Regions from separate parts of the Mus musculus genome. Here region 2 is linked to region 1. Evidence: chromatin loops called from intact Hi-C (ENCODE). Cell type or tissue: gastrocnemius. All regions are shown on one strand. Links, peaks and the distances in the headings refer to the core of each region. The heading gives the core; the rest is flanking DNA.

Region 1 (10,764 bases), core at 1,067-9,066:
ACAGCATGAGCTTCCACCCTCTGAACCTTGGTTTTCCCAACTACTTAGTGAGGATGGCTATTCACGGTCTACCTGTGTGTACAGTAAGGGTAGAACATGAGAACCTGGTTAAAAACACCTGAGAAGGTTTAACAAGTGAAATCCAGGACACCAGGGAACTGATTACCCAACAGAGAAGCCCAGGACTCCAGACTCTAAGGCCTTTCTTTCCTGTGGACCACTTCAGCACACTTTTTCTTCAGATACAGGCCAAGAACTTAACAGCATTTCAAGGGTGGGCATATAAATTAGATCCAAAGCTTCCAGATTGTGTGTTCTCACGCTAATATCAAAACCTGGCCCTCTCCAGAAGGGCTACTTTTTCTGAATACAAGACAAAAACTTAGAAGACTAAGTAGGAAGCTCTCCCACCAAGTCTGCTATTACCACGGTTCTGAAGGGAACCACAGCCTTGGTCAGGAACTATTTTCTGAATTAGTCATGGTAGCTGCCATCAGTATGAAACTCAAAAAGTCCAATTTTTTGGTGCTCTTTTCAAAGAGTCCTGCAACTGGTGGCAGATGGTGATCAGTCTCTGGGAATGAATGCAATACCTGATCCTGCATTTGACCTGACCCACGAGAGGAGGTGATGACTCTGGCCTTGGTCAGAAATCACAGAACCATAGAATTCCAGAGATACAGGAATCCTGAGAGGTCACTTGGTGTAAGCCTGTCTTACTGACTAGTAGAATGGGAATTTGCCAAAAGCCAGATAATCCATTCACTGGCAGAGTTTAGATTAGCATACAATCTCCTCCCTTCTGGGCTCTAGCACTTTCCACTGTACCACATTATTTACTGAAAACACTCACAGCAGAGAAAATGGTTCAGAAAAATTCTTTTCCCTAGGCTGTCTGAGGGAGAAAGAAGGAAGAAGAGGTCTGACTCAAACTTTACTACAACTTCTAGTCAAGACCTGGTCAGGAGCTGGTATTGTGATTAGTCTTGTAGTCTCTGCACTCAACAGGCAGATGCAGGAGGATAATGAGTTTGAAAACTGTTCTCAGCAAACAAACGTCTCTGGGGCTACATTAAGCCCATAGCTTCAAGGTAAGACTGGGGCTAGAAGACAGATGACAACCTATCAGGGACTAATTCAGGCCTCCAGTGATGACCTCTCAGTAATAAGTAAGGGTCAGACTGAACTATCTGTAGGCTTTCTTTTTGGCTGGGTGATCACTTACAGAGGCTCAGACTAAATAAAGGGCTCAAGAACTACCTGTGAGGCACTGTGCTAGGTTTTGTATTCCAATTGCCCTGTGTGTTCATCTCTTAGCTATATACTTTCCTACTCTACAAGAACTAGGAGGTGCCAAGGCAGTCAAAGTGTGAGACTTAGGTATGATGTCAGAGCTCTGAATGAGACCCTAGTCCTAGCTCTGTCACTGATCTGTGAAGCAACCTTGAAGCAAAGACCCATTCCTACTTCTATGCTTCAGTTCCCAATTGGAGACTTTGTAAGCTATACCAGCAAACTCTCAAGACCCTTCCAGTTTGGCTGTTTAATACCTGGACATGCCCCTTCCCTGCTCACCTGGCACAGAAGTAGTCTTGGTAGTAATCATAGTCAAAGCTGTAGCCACTGGGAAAACAAAGGGAGATGGCTACTCAGCCTACTTCTCCACAGGTCCTCATCTCCAAAAGTCTTCCTAAATTCTAAGCTCAGCACACTGTCACTATCAGCATTTACTCCCTCTGTGAAGAGGGACCACCCGTGCATGCAAACAGACATAGAGCCCCACCTGTAGATGGCAGTTGCTGCTCTCTTTAGCCCCTTGGGTCTATTAGGCTTGGGCTCTCCAGCCATGTTGATGTCTGTGTGAGGGAAGAAACAGAGTTGGAATGCTGATGTGACAGCGGTATGTCCACACATCATCATCATGCCTCCATGTATTTACACAGTGCACACATGGAACTGAGGTAGCCAAAGATCTTCATACATTTAATATTCAAACATCAGAAGAATACTCGGACATCACATGGATATACCCGGTTGCATATTCATATACATTCTGACACATACGTAAGTCTTCACAAACCATATATGCCATATAAATACAAGTTTTCAATTAGGTTAATATAAATTAGGTATATGTGAACACATACACGCATTCATATATACATATCCAGGTAATAAAGTCATTTACATAGATACATCTATACTCAAATATAGTCAGGCTGCCTACAGACAATGAAGCCAATGAATATTCATGAGCATTACACTGAACATCTCTATACCTAGGATAGTGCTTAGCCTGTAAGATCAAGTAATATTCAGTAAAATACACACACACACACACACACAGAGCACATTTGCTTCCATACTCACAAATGTTCTCACACATTCTAAACTTATATGTGCAAAAGTGTATATGCTCACATATTCTCTATACATTCAATCACTTCACATACATCATGTTCACTAGTACATATAGATATCCCTTCTAAAACACAAAGAAATCTGTGAGCATGTGTGGGCACAGACACAGACGGACACAGACACAGACACACACACACAGACGGACACAGACACACACAGACGGACACAGACACAGACACAGACACAGACACACACACACACACACACACACTGTATGGTAGATACCAACACAGTTATTTCACGGGTATGTGATGAATAATGGCAAGAGCAGGTATCTTCCCTTTAGTCTTTGTATTCATAGCTCCTCATAGCTTTCAGAAAGGGTTCTAACCCACATCTTCTGTAGAATGGGTTAACAAGCCATACTAACTCATTTTGTTCCCTTTCTATGGAGAATCTAGATTTTAACTGGAACGATAGAGCTTGTTATTAAGAGACTACAAGACAAGATCAGTGAGTGCACTGCTCAGCCCACATCTGAGAAGCTGCTTCCTGCAATACCCAGGAATTAACACAGAGACCCACAACTGGACAGTGTGAGACTTTGGAGCACTCAGTTCTAAATGGGATGTCTTCATCAAACCACTCCCCTCAAGGCACAGGGATCTACGCAGAAGAGGTGTAAAAGATTATAAGAGTCAGAGGTGATAGATGACTCCAGACAAACAGGGTCTTCTAGACACAACAGGACTAACTGCACATATAAACCCACAGAGGCTGTGGCAGCACACATGGACCTACATAGGTTCAAGCCAACTGGGCCGTAGCACTAAGGGGTTAAGTGGAAAAGGTTCCTTATCCAACCCAAGAAGCTATGTGTAATTGGTATCTCCTGGCAAAAGGAAACGTCAGTTTCTCCAATGCAGTTGTCAGTGATCTATCAACCATACACCAGGACAGGCCCCATGTCCTGGAGCAACTGGCCAACACAAAAATAAATCAATGTTTGCTTGTTTATTTGTTTGTTTGTGAGGAGGGAACTTTTAATTTTTACTTGGCATTTTTGTCTATCTGATTTTTTTGTTTTTATTCATTTAGGTAGATCTAGGACGAGTTAGGGAAGGGAAAAATACTCAAAAAATATTGTATGAAAAAAATTTTAAAGTTAAAATAAAGAGGGGGGAGGGAGGCTATGGAGGCCAGTGGGAAACGTTATCTGTCTAGTCAGCCTGATCCTTGAATCCACATAAAAGTGGAGAGAACCAACTCCATAAAGTTGTCCTCTGACCTCCATACAGGATCACAGTTCACACACACATACACATATGTGTATGCACACTCACTTGTTGTTTGAGACAGGGTTCCTTGTGTAGCCTTGGCTCACCCCGAACTCAGAGAGATATCCACTTGCCCTCCCAAGTGCTGGGATTAAAGGCGTGTGCTATCATGCCCAGAAACACAACTAAAAAGGGGGCTGGAGGCACTGAGAAAGCAAGGTAGCAGAAAAGGAGCTCCTATAACAATCCCCTATTTAACGCTCATTTAAGAATTACTCAATTTATATTTTAAATATAATTTCTATCTGTTGGAAATTTAAAATCTCGGTAGTAGCTACTCAGAGGAAAGATGTTGAGCTTACCCAGGGTCTGTCCAGCCAGCACCCGCCCATTCTCTCCCAGCACAGCTGCCCGGGCATGGCGCTCATTGGCATACTGGACAAAAGCATAGCCTTTGTGCACAGAGCAACCAGCCACTCGGCCGTACTTGGAAAAGATGGTCTCCACATCTGACTTCTTCACCACAGCTGTGTTTAGATTTCCGATGAAGACCCGAGAGTTGATGGACTTAGGGTCATTCTTGTTGGTTACATTGCTGGTCTGAATCTTCAAGGACATGGTGTTCACCTGAAAAGAGAATGAATGCCAATGTGAAACTGGGTTCCCAGGCTAGGCTCAGTTCCGTTCATGGCCCACATCCTTAATGACCTGGACTGCTCCTTGCCTTGCTACACACTCTCATCCCTATGGCACCCATCCCTCTCTGTTCATACATCTTGTTTTCTTGCTACTTTACCAGGAGTTGACAATGGCTGCTAATCTTATACTAGGTGCTTTATAACATTCCTTCATTTGGTACTCTCATAATACCACGTGGGAAAAACCAACATTGGAAGATTATAAGGCTGAGACTCACCAGTCCACTTAATACCCCACTGTAAAATTAATTTTAATAACTTTCTACAGCTTTTTGTTTTGTTCCATCAATGTAGAACCATAGCAAAGAGGATACATGAAAATTTTAAGAGATGCTTGCTAGGGAACAATCCCCTATTATGAAAATTGCTCAGTCTGATCTAAATGTACCTCATCTTACTAACCTAGCCAGTGAAGTCTTCATTGAGCCAGCCATTCTGCAAAAGGTGTGCTTACAGAGGCCTTACCAAGTACTCACTGCAGGCTAAGGGTAGCATATAATACTGAATAAGCCCAAGAACTCATGGGTAAATATAGTTTACTACAGACTCTAGTTAAAAAAAACAAAAACCAAAACCTGGTAGAATTATTAATTTGCTAATATGAGGTACTTAGACATGTTTAAAACTCACTTCTGTCAACTTCATCACTCTGCTTCCTAGAAGTAAAGCCAATTTAAATACTTAAGATAGCGTGTTTATCTCAGGATGGTCTTTAATAATTTATTGGTTATCCACATTATACTGATTTGAAATCTGTTAGGTTTAGAGACGAGTTAGCAACTTGCTCTTGTGTGGGTATATAGATGTAGGTCATGTAGATCAGCAGACAAACTTTGGTACCACTCCTTTGTCTACCTGTCTATTGTTTTGTCTTGTAGGACTGTTTTTCACTGTTCTAACGTCACTAAATAGGCCAACCTGCCTAGCCAGCAAGCCTAACTTTGCCTCCTCCAGCACTGGAATTACAATGCATATCTTAATACCTGACTTTTTAAAATATATGCCCTTAGCCACAATGAAGCACAATTTTAATCCCAGCACTCAGAAGAGGTAGAGTTCAAGGCCAACCTGGCCCACATGTTGAATATCAGATCAGCCTGGGAAATCCTGTCTTTAAAAAAAAAAAAAAGAAATCTGAGACTCCAGGCCCTTACTGACCCTCCCTACAAGTACTCTTCATTCTCTCCATTCTGACAATCAAGCTAGTTAACTCACAAGGCCCCTCTGCAGTATATTTATACCTTGGCATAGCCCCAGGAGAAAGAGAAGAAGGAGATATTAATTCCAGTAGGATTAGCTTGCAGTTTGGACTTGGCATTTGTACCTACTGGCTGTGTTCTGCCTACTGATGCAGGTTTGTACAATTCCAGTATCATCTAACCAAGCAAAATATATTTAAATAAATAAATAAAACCTTTCATCAGCCTGCCTGTTTATTATACTTAATATATATTAAAATATATATTAAGGGGGTGTCAGAGAATTAGGTAAGAATGCAAGCTGAAGAAAACTGTTATCTTTCTGAATGTCTTCTCTGTATGCTACTTTGTAGACAACCTATCTTCAAGTTGGCTGGTTCTCACCAGCTGGTGGCACTGTTTTCAAATAAATCACAAGCTGAACCATGACATCTGATAAGGAAAAGAAACTGCTCCTAGATCTGAGTTTATGATAAACTTGATGGACTGACAGGAGTCAGATGTGTACTATCAAAGCAAGGGGCTCAGAGCTTATCTTGCTGCTACTAAGGAAGAGCTGGTGTGATCTTTAGAACTTGGAAGAGACCGGCTCTTGTTAATAAGTTTACTTTTATACCACAATCACCACCATTTATAAAGCAGTGAGGGACACAAAGAAGATTCATTTGATTACCATGAGCACACACCACATTCTGCACAAGCAACAGGAAATGCTTAACAATCCCTATTTTTCAGTTACAACAGTCCTATCGGATACTGAGTCATTCAAAGGTTCCTTGTCCATCCACAAATAAAAAGCAACTTTTATAAGGGACCTGTGTGACACTAGAAGACTGATCCTGCTCAAAACTATCAAGTTTTAGCCAGAGAGATGCCACTTTGTTTGGTAGGAGAGAGCCATCCAGGCCCAGGGTATGGACTGAGAAAGGAGAGGGAGAGATGATAGTTTGGATATAATGGCAGTAGCTTCGCAATTTATCTGACAGGGACAGGTTAGTTGCAGATCTCCTCAAACTGTTAGGAACCTCTGACACACTAAGGAAGCATTCACTGGTTTGCTGGAGAACAGTCCTTCAGGGTTGGCTCTGTCAACCATCTCTCCTCATCTGAGTTGGGACAATAAATATAAAAGAACTTTGCAAACTGTGGAGGCTTTTACAAGATCAAATATTAGTATAACTGTATGTTTGTCTATTCTACTAATACCACCACCAATGAGACCATTCTAGAGTTGTGATCAGAATAGAACACATTCTTAGGACACCAAAGAGTCAACCATGTCACCCTGTTCTCATCTCTAGAGATGACACAGGAAGTAGCATGTGACTGCTAAGTAGAACATGCTCTGGTATCCAAACCCCAAACTTCCAGTCTGTATCCTCCCAGTTGATTTTTAAGTCTTGTATAATGCTGTGGCATGCAGGCTGCATGTTATTCTGTAGATTCCCTACACCCAAGAGGTCAAATGTCTAGAGAGTTGAATGGTACTACAGAAGTGTGTGCCATATTACCTAGCTTCCAGGCCTAGTTTTCCAAATGTCCACCTTCACAAACCAACCATCCCCAGCTTAAAAAACACCCCTATTTTATGCTTTCCCCCCCTTTATCTCCTTTCCACTATTTTGGGGGGGAGGGAGAGGGGAGGTGAGAACAGGGTTTCTCTGTACAGCCCTGGCTGTCCTGGCATTCTGTAGACCAGGCTGGCCTTGAACTCAAAAATCCACCTGCCTCTGCCTTCCAAGTGCGAGGATTAAAGGCGTGTGCCACCACTGCCCAGCTCCTTTCCGCTTTTTAAAAAGACAAAATAGCATGCCTTCAACTTGCTATATAGCCCAGAATGACCTCATCACAAGTACTGGACTACCACATCTAGACTCTTTCTGGGAATCCTAAAATATCAATATAGTTTTCAGCAAACAACTACCTAACTTGATAGTCAAGGAGACTTGACATTCTACAATCAAGACTAATCTGCTGTAAACCTGACTCTGGCTTCCAACCCTGCCTCTAGCATTTAAACCTGCCCACGACTGGACCTGTTCCTTGTTCATCTGCAAGGAGGAGTTGCTACTCTTGGTCTTGTTGCACCAATGCTGCTTAGTTTTAGCCAGTCCTGATGGGTTATTTCTGGTTCTGTTCTCCTCCCTTTGCCCTTAGATAGCCCTGGGACAGCAAGCAGTAAGTAGCTGTCAGTGATATGGGACTATCTCTGGTGAAAGCCAAGCAATCAGTCAGATCAGTATCTAAGGACTCCTTAGTTCAGAGATCCTGGTTACCAGGCAGCCATGGATGACAGAACATCTATTAATCTCATTAAACTCATCAGGCCCCCACTCATTAACACTGCTCAAATGATCATTACTGGCCAGACAGGCCTAATTTCCCAAGTAGTACTGACAATCTCCACTCCCAAGAGAAACCCCAGCTCTCAGTTACCCAAACACAGAAGCGCAGGCTGAACTGGCTACAGTACAGAGCCATGAGGCTCTACTTTGGCTTGTCTGTTCATGTGACCCAAACAAATCATGCCATTTCTACAAACAATAACACCCTTATTCTGAAAACAGAAAGCATCTCCCTAATTATCTTTTCAGACCTGCCTTGTCATCAAATAGGCTAATCGATGTGAAAGTGCTCCATTGCATCTGTAACAAACTATTCAAAAGATACAGGATTATACCATTTCTATTACTGCCCAATTTCTATACCTCATATTTAACAACCATTATTGAGTGTTCCCCATGCTGACCTTGCTGAGGAAAAAAAATAGTACTCTGTTTGTCAGGAAGCCCTCTTGCACCAAGTATGGTGGCACATGCCCTTAATCTCAGCAGTAGCTGAGGTCAGAGTAGTTTACACAGTGAGTTCCGGGCCAGCCAGGGCTACATAGTGAGACCCTGTCTCAAAAACTAAAAGTCTTTTTTTCTTGGAACCTAGCTTTTGATTGTTAGTTTTGTTTTTCCTCAAAACAAAGACAAAATAAAATGAAATAGACCAACATAAACTTTTGAGTTAGGTAGAATTGAGTTCCAAAGCTAGTCCTGTCAACTTGTAGGCTTGGCCGTGTCCCTCACACTTATTAGGCTTCAAAATCCTCAATGGTGAAGCTATTCTTCTATGGCCAGAGAGAGTACCCAGGAAGCCAGTGAGATGGCCCAGCTGGTAAAGACACATGCCACCAAGCCTGAAGACCTATGCTTGTTATATCTATAGGACATTTACAAGAGAACCATTTCTGGCCTGCTGTTCTGACATCCACATGTGCACCCACAGACAGACAGACTGACTGACTACATACATACATACATACATACATACATACATACATACATGGAATTTTTAAAGAAATTTAAGTCAGAGGTTGGAAAGATAGCTCAGTAGTTAAGAACACTGGCTGCTCTTCCAGAGGACCAGGATTCACTTCCCAGCATCCACATGGCAACTCACACCTGTCTATAACTAGTTCTAGGGTTTCCAGTACCCTTCCACAGACATACATGCAGGTAAAATCACCAATGAACATAAAATAAAAATTATATATTTTTTAAAAGTTTAAGTATAAAATATTAGGTCAGGCCTGGTGATACACATCTTTAATTTTCAGCACTCTAGAAGCAGAAGCAGGCAGAACTCTGTGAGTTAAAGGTAAGCCCAGTGTGATAGCCATTCCTAGTTGTCAATCTGACTGTATCTAGATAAAGCCCAAGCAGCTGGGCACTGAGGGATTTCTCTTCTGTTTTCGTTCTTTCTTCTTCTCCTCCTCCTTTTTTTTTTTCCTTTTTTTGGGGGATGGGATAATGGTTCAAGACAGGGTATCTTTGTGTAGCCCTGGCTGTCCTGGACTTGTTTTATAGACCAGGCTGGGCTCGAACTCAGAAATCAGTCTGTCTGCCTCTACCTCCCAAGTTTTAAGATTAAAGGCATGCAATACCACACCTGGCCTGGGGATTTTTCTTAATTAAATCATCTTAACTGGGAAGACCCACTTCTAATCTGAATCTCTGAGGTGGAAAAATAGACCTTCAATCCAGATCTTCTGAGATTAGAAGATCCACCTTTAATCTGGGTCACACCTTCTGCTGGCAACCTACATAAAAGACATGAAAGAAAGCTCACTCTCTTTGCCTGCTCTCACTTCTGCTAGCAAGTCCATTCCTTCACTGCATCAGATCCTACCTCTTTGGGATTCCAGTGTATACTGAGGACCAGCTGAGACATCCTGCCTCACAGACTGAACAACTACTAGATTCTTGGGACCTTCTGTTCAAGACAGCCATTGTTGGATTAGCTGGACAACACCCTTTAAGTCATTCTAATAAATACCCTTTCTGTAAAATATAGAGAGATTCATTCTGTAAGTTCTATTCCTCTACAGAACCCAAATATACTTCGTCTATACAGCAAGTTCCAGGACAGTCAGGTCTACGTTAAGAGACCCTGTCTCAAAATACTACCTAAATAAATAATAAAAGAAATTTAAAAAAGGAAATAAAAGTTAAATATTAACCAGTCTAATGTCAAGTGCTGGTAGGTATTAAGAAAAAGAATGTTGCCATGTGGTGGTGATCCATGCCTTTAATCCCAGCACTCCAGAAAGCAGAAGGCAGGCAGATCTCTTGAGTTCCAGTCTACAGATGACGTTCCACAACAGCCAGGTTACACAGAGAAACCCTGTTTCAAGTAATAACAACAACAAAAAGAGAAAAGGAAAAGGAATGAAGGGGGTGGGAGGGATGTTATGGTTTGGATAAATAGTTCCAAAGGTTCATGTGCTGAATGAAGTCTGATTCTCCAAATAGAAGCACTATTTTTAATGACTGGACTGAGGATGCTAACCAGTCTATCAAGACTTAACTCCCATGATGAGCTCATGGCCGTACAAGCTGTGTGTGTGTGTGTGTGTGTGTGTGTGTGTGTGTGTGTGTATGTGTTGGGGTTGCGAGGGGAGGGAGGAGAGAAGGGCAGCACCTAGCTGGAAGACTGAAGTCACTGAAAGCATGTCTTTGAAGCGTGTATCTCTTGTTCTTTTCTGTGTCTCTGCTTCTGGCTACCTTAAGAGGAACAGTTTTGTTTTACCATGCCCTCTCTACCATGGCATTCTGCTTGACCACAGACCCAGAAACAAAGAACTAAACATTGATTGAAACCTCTGAAACTGTGAACCAAACCAAATTCTCACTTCCTTAACTGAACAGAAAGTCTACACTGTTATGCCATCTTAGTATCTAC
Region 2 (10,764 bases), core at 1,092-9,091, 91 kb after region 1:
ATGAGGATGGTTTGTAAAAATGTCAGTGTGCTTAATGCCATTGACTCTGTATTTGAAAGTACTCGGAGGGGTAAATTTTGCTGTGTGTGTTTTGCTACTACTAAATATGCAACTCTGTACAACCCAGTCATTGCATACTTGGGCATTTGTCCTGGAGAAATGAATGCCTATATCCATATGAGAATCTGGACACATGCAGTTTTGTTAACAACGGTTCAAAAGTTATTACGTGTGTGTGTGTGTGTGTGTGTGTGTGTGTGTGTGTGTGTGTGTTTATTGAGGGCTTTCATAAACAAGAGTGTGCTGTGGTGTGTGTGGAGGTCAGAAGACAATAGGCAAGATGAGTTCAGGAAATCAAATTCAGGTCACCAGATTTGATAGCAAGTACCTTTATCCACTGAGCCATCTCAAGGGCCCAGTAGCCTAAAACTTCAATGGGTGACTAATTTAAAAAGCTACAGAATAGCCATACCATGGCAGACAAGTTCTCCATAAAAAGAAATGTGCATGCTCTCTCCACCAGACAAGCAAGATGCCCAAAGGAAAGAAGGCCAAGGGGAAGAAGGTGGCCCCAGCCCCCACCATTGTCAAGAAACAGGAGGCCAAAAAGGTGGTCAATCCTTTGTTTGAGAAAAGAACTTTGGCATTGGGCAGGACATCCAGCCCAAAAGAGATCTGACACACTTTGTCAAATGGCCCTGCTACATCAACCTGCAGCAGCAAAGAGCCATCCTGTATAAGCAGCTCGGAGTACCTCCTGCCATTAACCAGTTCACCCAGGCCCTGGACAGACAAACAGCTACTCAGCTGCTTAAGCTTGCCCATAAGCAAGAGAAGAAGCAAAGGCTACTGGCCCGTGCTGAGAAGAAAGCTGCAGGCAAAGGGGATGTCCCAACTAAGAGACCACCTGTCCTCCGAGCAGGAGTCAATACCAACACCACCTTGGTGGAGAACAAGAAGGCTCAGCTGGTGGTGATTGCCCATGATGTAGATCCCTCTGAGCCAGTGGTTTTCCTGCCTGCCCTGTGTCGAAAGATGGGGGTGCCCTACTGCATCATCAAGGGAAAGGCCAGGCTGGGACACCTGGTCCACAGGAAAACATTCACCACTGTTGCCTTCACACAGGTTAACTCGGAAGACAAGGGCGCTCTGGCTAAGTTGGTGGAATCTATTAGGACCAATTATAATGACAGATATGACAAGATCCGTCACCACTGGGGAGGCAACGTCCTGGGTTCTAAGTCTGTGGCTCGCGTTGCCAAGCTGGAGAAGGTAAAGGCTAAAGAACTCGCCACTAAACTGGGTTAAATGTACACTAAGTTTTCTGTACATAAATATAATTACAAAATTAAAAAAAGAAAAAGAAAAAAGAACTATGTAAGAACCTGGCTGAACTGCCTGAGAACTCCACTTAGTTAAAAAGTCAATCCTAGCGGCTGGAGAGATGGCTCAGGGGCTGGGCATTTGCTGCATCATCGTGAGGATTAGAGTTCAGATCCCAGCACCCAAGGAACAAGCCGGGCATTTCTATGCTTGGCTGGAACCCCAGATCCAAAACTGGGCAGAGGAGACAGAGAGAGACTGCTGCATCTTGATGGTTTCCAGCCTAGCCGGAAAACGAGAGCACTGGGCTCAGGGAGAAATCCTGTTTGAAAGGAGCAGGCAGGAAATGATGGAGGAGGAACCCCCATGTCCTCCCTCTTCCAGCCACCCCTGTGTATGCGTACAGCTGTGCATAGCTGTGCACCTGCATATAGATCCACCCCACCCCCACACACGTAAGAAATAAATATAAATGAAAAGGGGAAGTCAATCCCAGAGGATCATGTGCTGCTGTGTTATTCCATCTGTAGAATATTGTTCACATGACAAAATTACAGGGCTGGGGAAGAGAGCTTGGTGTAGGTGGCACACACCTGTCATTTCAGCACTTGGCAGAGGTAGAAGGCTCGCAAGTGTGAGGTCAGCCTGGGCTGTGGATTAGAGGTTAGCCAGTGTTATAGTGAGACCCTGTCTTTGAAAACCAAAAGCAAATAAACAAGAGAGAGATGGAGGGAAGGGGAGAGGGAGGGGGAGGGGAGGGGGAGAGCAAAGCCGGGCAGTGGTGGTGTGCATGCCTTTCGTTGGGAAGCAGAGGCACTTGGATCTCTGAGTTTAAGGCCAGCCTGGTCTATGGAGCCAGTTCTAGGACAGGCAGGGTTACAAGGAGAAACCCTGTCTCAAATCAGATAAACAAACAATAACAAAAAACTCAAAGAAACAAAAAAGAAAGAAAGAAATATAGAACATATCAGTAGCTTCCAGGTCGTCGAAAGGGAAGAGGAGGTAGGAGAAAGAGAGGAGAGGACGTTGACTCTGGCATAAAATGGCAATACACGAGATCCTTGTGAGGGTTGGGGAGGGGGTACTTTAGTGACAGAGCACATGCCTGGCATGTGTAAGCCCCTGAGTACAAGTTTCAGCACCTACACACACACACACACACACACACACACACACACAGCTAACAAAAGGAGGAGGGAGGAAGGAATTTTTTTTCAAGAATGTGGGGTATTTCTATACAAGGAATGCACAGAAAAGTCTAAGAGAGGGCTGGAGAGATGGCTCAGTGGTTAAGAGCACCGACTGTTCTTCCAAAGGTCCTGAGTTCAAATCCCAGCAACCACATGGTGGCTCACAACCATCCGTAATGAGATCTGACGCCCTCTTCTGGTGCATCTGAAGACAGCTACAGTGTACTTAGATATAATAATAAATAAATCTTAAAAAAAAAAGTCTAAGAGAACACAAAGAAACTAATTAAAGTAATTTTTTGCTGGACATAATATTGAACGTCTTTAATCCAAGTGTGGAGGCAGAGGCAGGAGTTCAAGGCCAGCCTGATCTACATAGTGAGTTTCAGGACAACCAAAGCTACATAATGAAAAAAAAATTGTCTTAGTTAGGGTCTTATTACTGTGAAGAGACATGACCAATACAACTCTTTTGTTTGTTTGTTTGTTTTTGTTTTTTTGAGACAGGGTTTCTCTGTATAGCCCTGGCTGTCCTGGAACGCTGTAGAACAGGCTGGCCTCAAACTCAGAAATCTACCTGCCTCTGCCTCCCAAGTGCTGGGATTAAAGGCATGTGCCACCACACCCGGCCCTTACCAACACAACTCTTATAAAGGACAATATTTAATTGGGGCTGGCTTACAGCTGCAGGGGTTCAGTCCATTATCATCATGAGCATGGCAGCCTGCAGGCACACATGGTGTTAGAGAAGGAGCTGAGAGTTCTATATCTCGATCTGAGGGCAGCCAGGAGGAGGTTCGGCTTCCACGGGCCTCCACAGTAACACACTTCCTCTAACAAGGCCACACCTCCTTCAATAAGGCCACACTTCCCATGGACCGATCATATTCAAACCAACACCACAATCAAACAATCAGTCAATCAATCATCAATCAATCAATCAAGCGATTTCTTGAAGAGGAGCTAGGGGCTGGGGATATGTCAGTAGAGTGCTTGCTAGCCTGTGCAAAGCCCTGATCTGGATTCCCAGCACCTTGAGGAACCAAGAAGATCATCTCAATTACAGAGTGGGTTCCAGGCTAGCCTAGGCTACAGGAGACCCTATCTTTTTTTTTTTTAAAGATTTATTTATTTATTATATGTAAGTACACTGTAGCTGTCTTCAGACACTCCAGAAGAGGGAGTCAGATCTCGTTACAGATGGTTGTGAGCCACCATGTGGTCGCTGGGATTTGAACTCTAGACCTTCGGAAGAGCAGTCGGGTGCTCTAACCCACTGAGCCATCTCACCAGCCCCAGGAGACCCTATCTTAAGAAAACAAAAACCACAACAGTAAAAAATGGAGGGCTGAGCCGGGCGTGGTGGCACACGCCTTTAATCCCAGCACTCCGGAGGCAGAGGCAGGCAGATTTCTGAGTTCGAGGCCAGCCTGGTCTACAGAGTGAGTTCCAGGACATCCAGGGCTACACAGAGAAACCCTGTCTAAAAAACAAACAAAAAATTAAAAACCCACCACCAACAACAAAAACAAAAAAACAAAAATGGAGGGCTGAAGAGATGGCTCAGTGGTTAAGAGCACTGACTGCTCTTCCAGATGTCCTGAGTTCAATTCCCAGCAACCACATGGTGGCTCACAACCATCTGTAATGAGATCCGATGCCCTCTTCTGGTGTGGCTGAAAATAGTGACAGTGTACTCATATACATATAATAAATAAATAAATCTTTAAAAAAGATTTATTAGAAGAAGAAGGACAAGGAGGAGGAGGAGGAGAAGGAGGAGGAGGAGGAGAAGTAAGAGAAGAAGAAGAAAAAGAAGAAGAAGAAGAAGAAGAAGAAGAAGAAGAAGAAGAAGAAGAAGAAGAAGAAGAAGAAGAAGAAGGCGACAAGTGGGTGAGCCAGTTCTCTTCTCTCCTTCCACATGGGTTTGGATATTTAACTCCAGTATTCAGGGTGGCACATCAATAACACATCTCCCTAGTCCCGACCCCACTTTCCTGAGTCAGTAGTTCATGTTATCCAAGCTGGGCAGCAGCCTTGGCCTCTGGAGTAGGTGCGCTCACAGGCACGGCCCACCACGGCTGGCTGCAGCTTCTAACTCTCTACACCTAAATTCAAGTTCCTTCTCTTTTCTGAGAGCGTCTGAAGCGGTCCCTTCCCTGGAGGCCGGCACAGCTGCTGGGTCAGGCTTCCCCAAGCACTTCCTCTAACTCCCATTTGATGACTTGCAGTGTTGGCACACACTCAGATGATCCTTTAATTAACTGTTATAAATATACATGCTACTCCATTTATGATGGGGTTGTGACCCAACAAACCCGTCGTAAAGTCAAAGAATCACCAGTCCTCTGGAATTAGCTGAGTGGCCATTTGTATAACATCATCTTCCCCACTAGCCTGCCAGGTCCAAGAGTGAAAGGTCAGAGCCTGTGTCTGTCATATAAGCTCATTGGCAGAGACAGTAGCTAGGTTCCCAGGACTCTCTAAAGAACCTGGGAAGTGTGTGTGTGTGTGTGTGTGTGAGTGTGTGTGTGAGGGGGGAGGGGGAGGGTGTGTGTGTGTGTGTGTGTGTGTGTGTGTGTGCGCGCGCGCGCAGGTCAAAGGTTAACCTTGGGTATCCTTCCTCAGGGGCTCTTCACCTTGTTTTTGAAATGTTCTTTCACTAGAACCTGGGACTCATCATTATCTAGGCTGGGCAGGCAGTGAGTTCCAGGAATCCTCCTGTCTCCACCTCCTCAGTGCTGGGGTTACAAACATATCACCATGCCCAGCTTTTTGGATGGGAGTTAGTCCTTATGCGTACATGGCTGGCCCTCTACCAAACAAAGCTTCTCTCCAGCCCCAGCCAGGGACCCTGAGCACCCAATAGCTCAGAGTGTTCGTCCTGGGCAGAAACCAATTGACTCACAGCTCCCAAAGCTGGGAAATTGAAATGAAGGCGCTGACAGAATGGGTGTCTGAGGAAGGCTGTTTTGTCCTTCCAGGACAGCACCTTGTTGCTGCCACCTGGAGGGACACTTGGAAGAGGCACTCTTGAGCCCTTACAGGGCAGACAAGATAGAGAGGATGAGCCTGCTCACTCAAGCTTTTTAAGTGGGACCTCTGGAAGGCCCCAGCAATCCAGCTGTCCTCACTTCCTTCCCCAGAACCGGGGTTTTGTTTTGATTTTTGTTTTGTTTTAAGCATGGACTCTGAGAATCCAATTCATGACCTTGTGCTTGCAAGACAAATGCTTTAACCAGTTGAGCCATCCCCACCCCCAGCCCTGTTCTTGGTGGTCTTTTGGTTTGGTTTGATTTCATTGATTTTTTTGTTTGTTTGTTTTTTTGTTTTGTTTTGTTTTGTTTTGTTTTAGATGAAGTTTTGCCATGTAAACTTACCATATAAATCAGATTGGCATCAAACTTGTGGCAATCCTCCTGAGAGCTGAGATTACAAGTGTGGGCCACCATGCCTGGCTGTGTGTGGCCTTTTCTACAGAAGTCTTGCTAATATAGACCGGGAGCTCTGGGAGTCTAAGCCAACAGTTGTCAGAGCTAAGCCCCATTAGTGTGGTCCGAGACCATGGGAGAATCTGGAGTTGCATGTCCACCAATCACTATGTCTAAAGAAACTACAATTAAATAAAAACTCAGGGTCTTCTATCAAGCTAGCCATATTCAAATATTCACTAGCCCCTTGTGGCAAGAAGGGCTCTTATACTGGACAGCATAGAATTATAAAATATTTCCGTTAGCACAGAAAGTCCTATTGGATATCACTGGACTAACGAATAACCCTTACTGCCTCCTTGTTAGGAGATACATAGTCCGTTGAAGCATTACAGAGGGTAACTTTAAGCTCCATCAGTCATTTGCTCTGTGACCTTGAACTAGTTACTTCGCTTCTCTTATGCCTTCAAGGACAATCATACATCCATCTTATCAGGTTGCTATGGGGATTCAATGAGAATACATGTCAAAACACTTAGAATTCCACCTTGTCCTCAGTAAGTGTTTTTATTTAAGCCCTCAGTTAGATGGATGCTATTATGATCCTCACTTGCAGAGATGCAAACTGAAATCAGAAAGCTGGAAAAACGTAGCCAAAGTCACACAATAATAAAGTGGCCAAGTTGGCTTTGAATTCCAAACCCCATGACTTTGTAGACGACTTGAGGGATGAGCATGGGTCTGCTCCAAGGCCCAGGAAAAGGAACTTGGTTTTGTTCCATAGCTCCCTGGGCCAGGCGGATACCTGGAAACCCTGCTGGGAGCTCGGAGCACTTGACTGACAGACATGGTGTCCCCAACAGCATCCACTTCTACCCTGCTATCAGCTGGCATCCATCAGAAAACCTCCTCCTCCCCGTCACCCTGGATGAGATTCTGGACCCAGAGCTCTGTGCAAATAGAACATGAATTCTGCTGACAGGGTAATAATAAGGCCCCTAAATCAGCGCCTGAACTTTCTGCTTTACATATATTACTCAAATTACATGTCAGGGATTAATACACATTATAAACCAGTTGTGCTGCTGACATATTTCTCTCAGAATGTCTCTCTCGGGTGCCTCCTAGACCTGCTAGTGGTGTTAATCACAGGGTCTCCCCACCCTGCTTAGGCCTGGGTGGGGCAGCCCAGATAACAGGAGTGCTAGAGAGTGTTACAGGAGAAGGAGAACAGTGGTGGGCCCAAAGCTGGTGTGCCAGCCTTGGATCAGGCCAGCTTGGTTGCGTTCCAAAACCACTCCCATATTTTTTTTCTGCTGCACAAGCCATAGGTTTCAAACTGAGATCCAATCACTTCTTGTCCTGTGGCTCCAATCCAGTGCAGGCTGAGGTCTTCAGTACTTGGCTAGGGTCAGGCTCGGAAGTCTGCATTCATAGGGGGCCTCAGAGGCTAATGGTGGCCTATTCTGACGCCATTCTCTCTTTGTCTCCAATTAACAGAAACCTGATACTGTTTGGGTCTGTCATGTAACGATCTAAAGAGATCCCATTCTCATTTCCTTTGTGACTAGGTATTGATGTGGGAAGCAGCTCTGGCCGGTGAGATGGAAAAAGAAATATGCTGGAATTTCTGGGAAACCTTCGCGTCAGAATCACGTCTTACCACATTCTTTTCTCCCTGTCTAGAACATAATCATGATGGTCATAGTTGTAGCTATCCTGCAACCAATAAGGCAAAGTCTTCCATGTTAAGAAAAGACGAGGGAAGCCTGAGATCCTGTAGATAAACTTAATCTGTGTCCAAACCCTGGTCTTCATACCTCTGGACATGCAGAAGTAAGATGAGTCTGAGCCCTCTCTTTGCTTTTTTATTTTTTTTTTCGAGGCAGGGTTTCTCTGTGTAACCCTGGCTCTCCTGGAACTCACTCTGTAGACCAGGCTGGCCTCGAACGCAGAAATCCGCCTGCCTCTGCCTCCCAAGTGCTGGGATTAAAGGCATGCACCACCACTGCCTGGCATCTAAGCCCCTCTTAAGCTGGCAGTTACTGGGGCTCATTGACATCCTGAAGCCTTGCTCCCAGTGCACCTGGCATTCACAGAGAAGCAACTGTTGGGGCATGACCGCAGTTCTTACCTCTCTTCTCTGCAGTATGCCTTGGACCACACTCCTGAGTTGGGGAATGTCTACCACACTCTATGCTGGCTAGGCAGGGGGCGTGGCTATCGCTTCCTGTGCTGATGAAATGGACCCAACCTAACCAGGCTGTTGCCTGACAATTTAAAGTGAACCTAGAGACCCACATGAAGAAACACAAACTGACCTCTGCAGCCTGTTCTGACTTCAGTATGGTGTGTGCATAGCTTTTTGTAAAGCTTTCTATAAAGATCCGAGTTTCTGGCTTTGCTTGAAATAGTGTACGAAGCCTGGCATCACTGAGATCACAGTCCACTTGGCAGTAAATGGATGTTGCTGAGCAGTGGCTTCCCCCATGAGACAGATGTGGCTCTCACACTCTCTCTAGCTCCCACCTTGTGCCAGTGTGTTTGTGTACACGGCTCGCCAGCACTTGTCCCTGATGCTTGCCTGACTCCTGCTGGTATTTGAGTTGATGTTGCCTGTTCTAAGTAGGCTCCATAAGGCCTTTGAATCATGATGATGGTGATGATAATGGTGTGTATAAAGATAATAGAAGCTGTTATTGATGGTTACGAGGAGCCAGGCTGCTTAGTGAGGGCTCCACCCACAAGTTTCCTTACCCAGTCCTCAAAACAAGATCTCTCCCACTGGACAAATAAGGAGATGAGAGTTCACTGAGGTGCAGTAACTTGAATTCCAACTTCACAGTTAGAAAGCTTTTCAGACGGGATTTAGATCCATTAGAGTGGATGCCTCCTAATTCAGTGTGCACAGCCTTCCTGTGAATAAAGACTTATCTGTTCAGGTGGAGCAGACATGCAGGATGGTGGACTCAGGGGGCATTCAGCCTGGGGTAAATGAGACCCTGTCCCCAATGCACAGCTGGAAAATAACAGTACAGGTACATAGAGGAGACAGGTACAGAGGGAAAACTGAGGAAGGACCAGAGAGGGAGGCAGGGATGAAGCCTGACTATAGTACACATCTAGGGTAGGAAACCTCCTCCAGCTGGGACTCATAAATGCAAGTGATAAGCTGACTTGAATCTAAGCAGAATAGGAAACTACAGAGTTTGAACCTGCTAGGAGGCAAAGGAATTTGAGCCTGGATACTGATGGCAGAAACACAGGGACCCGTGACCTAGGATGCTAGAATCCTCATCAGGCCTCTGTAAGGGTTCCTCAGAGCTGATCTTAAGGAACAGTCACTGTTCCTACTGCCTGGCTTATCCCTAGAGACAGGGACCACCTCCTCAATATCCCTGTGTCTTTGTGTCTCTGATTCTAAGTCTAGTTAGTGCCTCTGGTTGACAGAGCTTGGGTCATATATCCAAAACCTAGCTGCAAGGGAGGCCAGCACATACACATTCTACATGGGAGCAAGCTCTAATTTCCACCAAGACTGGGAGGAATGTCTCCAGACAAGAGGATGAGAATCGAAAGGTGTGTATCAAGGAGGAACAATAATCCCTGAAAATTCACAGGTGCCCTTTTCAAGACACTGGCTCACGTGGTTGCTACTGAGTCTCCTCAGGAAGGAGATGATGCTGGAATGGAGCCATCAAGGCACATGTTAAGGTGGAGGAAGGATTTAGGGAATCCATCAGTGCTGTGAAGCCACCCAAGAGGTTGCAACATTTGAGGGAAGGAGGAAGACTACAGGGCCAAGACAAAATGATGCTTATGGAGCTATGAAAATAACTGACAAGGAAGAAGAGCCTCTTCCAGGAAATAAACCTCATTTCTCCATTTCACTCCTTCTTAGACCCCACAAGTCTTCCTCAGGACAACAAAAAGTCAGAGAGCAAGAATCCTAGTGACATCTCCCATAAAGGTAAGTCCCTGGGCATGGTGCTACCTGGTGCAGAGGCTGAGAGCAGTGATCAAGAGCTAAGCAGATGGGTAGGATCTAATCACTCAAGCACTCCAGATGGGATTGTCCGAGTTGTTCCTGGCCCAGGCATGTGAGTTCTCTTGATCACCCCCACACCACTGTCCTAGCTTCCTTCTGTTGCTCTGATAAGATGCTTCGAGCAAAATCAACTTAGAGGGGAAAGGGCTTATTTGTCTTACAAATTTGTCTTACAGTTTTGGGTCACAGTCTGTTACTGTGAAGGGCAGTCAGAACAAAGCCCCAAGCCTTTGGAGTAAGGAAACCTGGCGGAGCTTTGCTCCTTGGCTTACTCCCAGGCTCGTGTTTAACCAGCTTCTGTTCATATAGCCCAGTCCCACCTGTGGAGGGGACCCGACATCAGGCTGGACTCTACTACATCAACCAACAGTCAAGACATTCCCCCATAGACATGCCCATAGGCTAGTCTGAGCTAGGCCATTCTTCAATGGAGAGCCCCCTCTCAGATGACTCTGGGCCGTGTCAAGTTGACAGTTAAACCCCTCACTGGCTCCTTCTCCTGAAATCACCTCTTTGTCTTGCCCTCACAGTTTGACCCTCTGACAGACTCCATGTGAAGTTCAAAGCCTGGTCTTTCCAAAGCGCTGGGCCTTTTCTATGTTCACAAGGATTCCGTGTTTTTGGAATATTTGTCTCTCTCACAGGTTGGTCTATTTGCCCTCTCACAGGCTAATCTGTCAGTCAAACTCCTTACCAGCTTGCCCCAGGCCCTGTGGGGTGAGCCTGGCCCCAATCTTGATTTTTTTTTTTTTTTTTTTTGAGACAGGGTTTC

What was found. Hi-C counts contacts between places; a loop is a spot of excess contacts. Peaks named below come from ENCODE experiments on the same cell type or tissue, not always from the same donor. Only the 100,000 strongest peaks of a DNase experiment are listed, where the experiment ranks them.
Region 2: a loop joins it to region 1, with 2.2 times the contacts of the local background. A loop is called at or near these places in 3 of 42 quality-filtered maps.

The regions. Positions count from the first base shown.
Region 1 is chr2:154,850,770-154,861,533 of GRCm38, reverse strand. Raly (hnRNP-associated with lethal yellow) reads right to left here. Exons shown (of 8, transcript NM_001139511.1): 2 at 4,001-4,265; 3 at 1,784-1,856. The coding sequence starts at 4,256. Among named protein-coding and RNA genes, the nearest start is that of Eif2s2, 37 kb to the left of the region's middle. In gastrocnemius, for the core only: a CTCF peak has its summit at 5,916 (motif pointing right); a DNase peak (open chromatin) is centred at 5,926.
Region 2 is chr2:154,759,799-154,770,562 of GRCm38, reverse strand. The region is part of intron 2 of Gm38598 (a long non-coding RNA gene); the gene reads right to left. It also overlaps the pseudogene Gm14214. Among named protein-coding and RNA genes, the nearest start is that of Gm38598, 16 kb to the right of the region's middle. In gastrocnemius, for the core only: a CTCF peak has its summit at 5,530 (motif pointing left); no DNase peak of the experiment used is centred there; H3K27ac peaks cover 428 bases.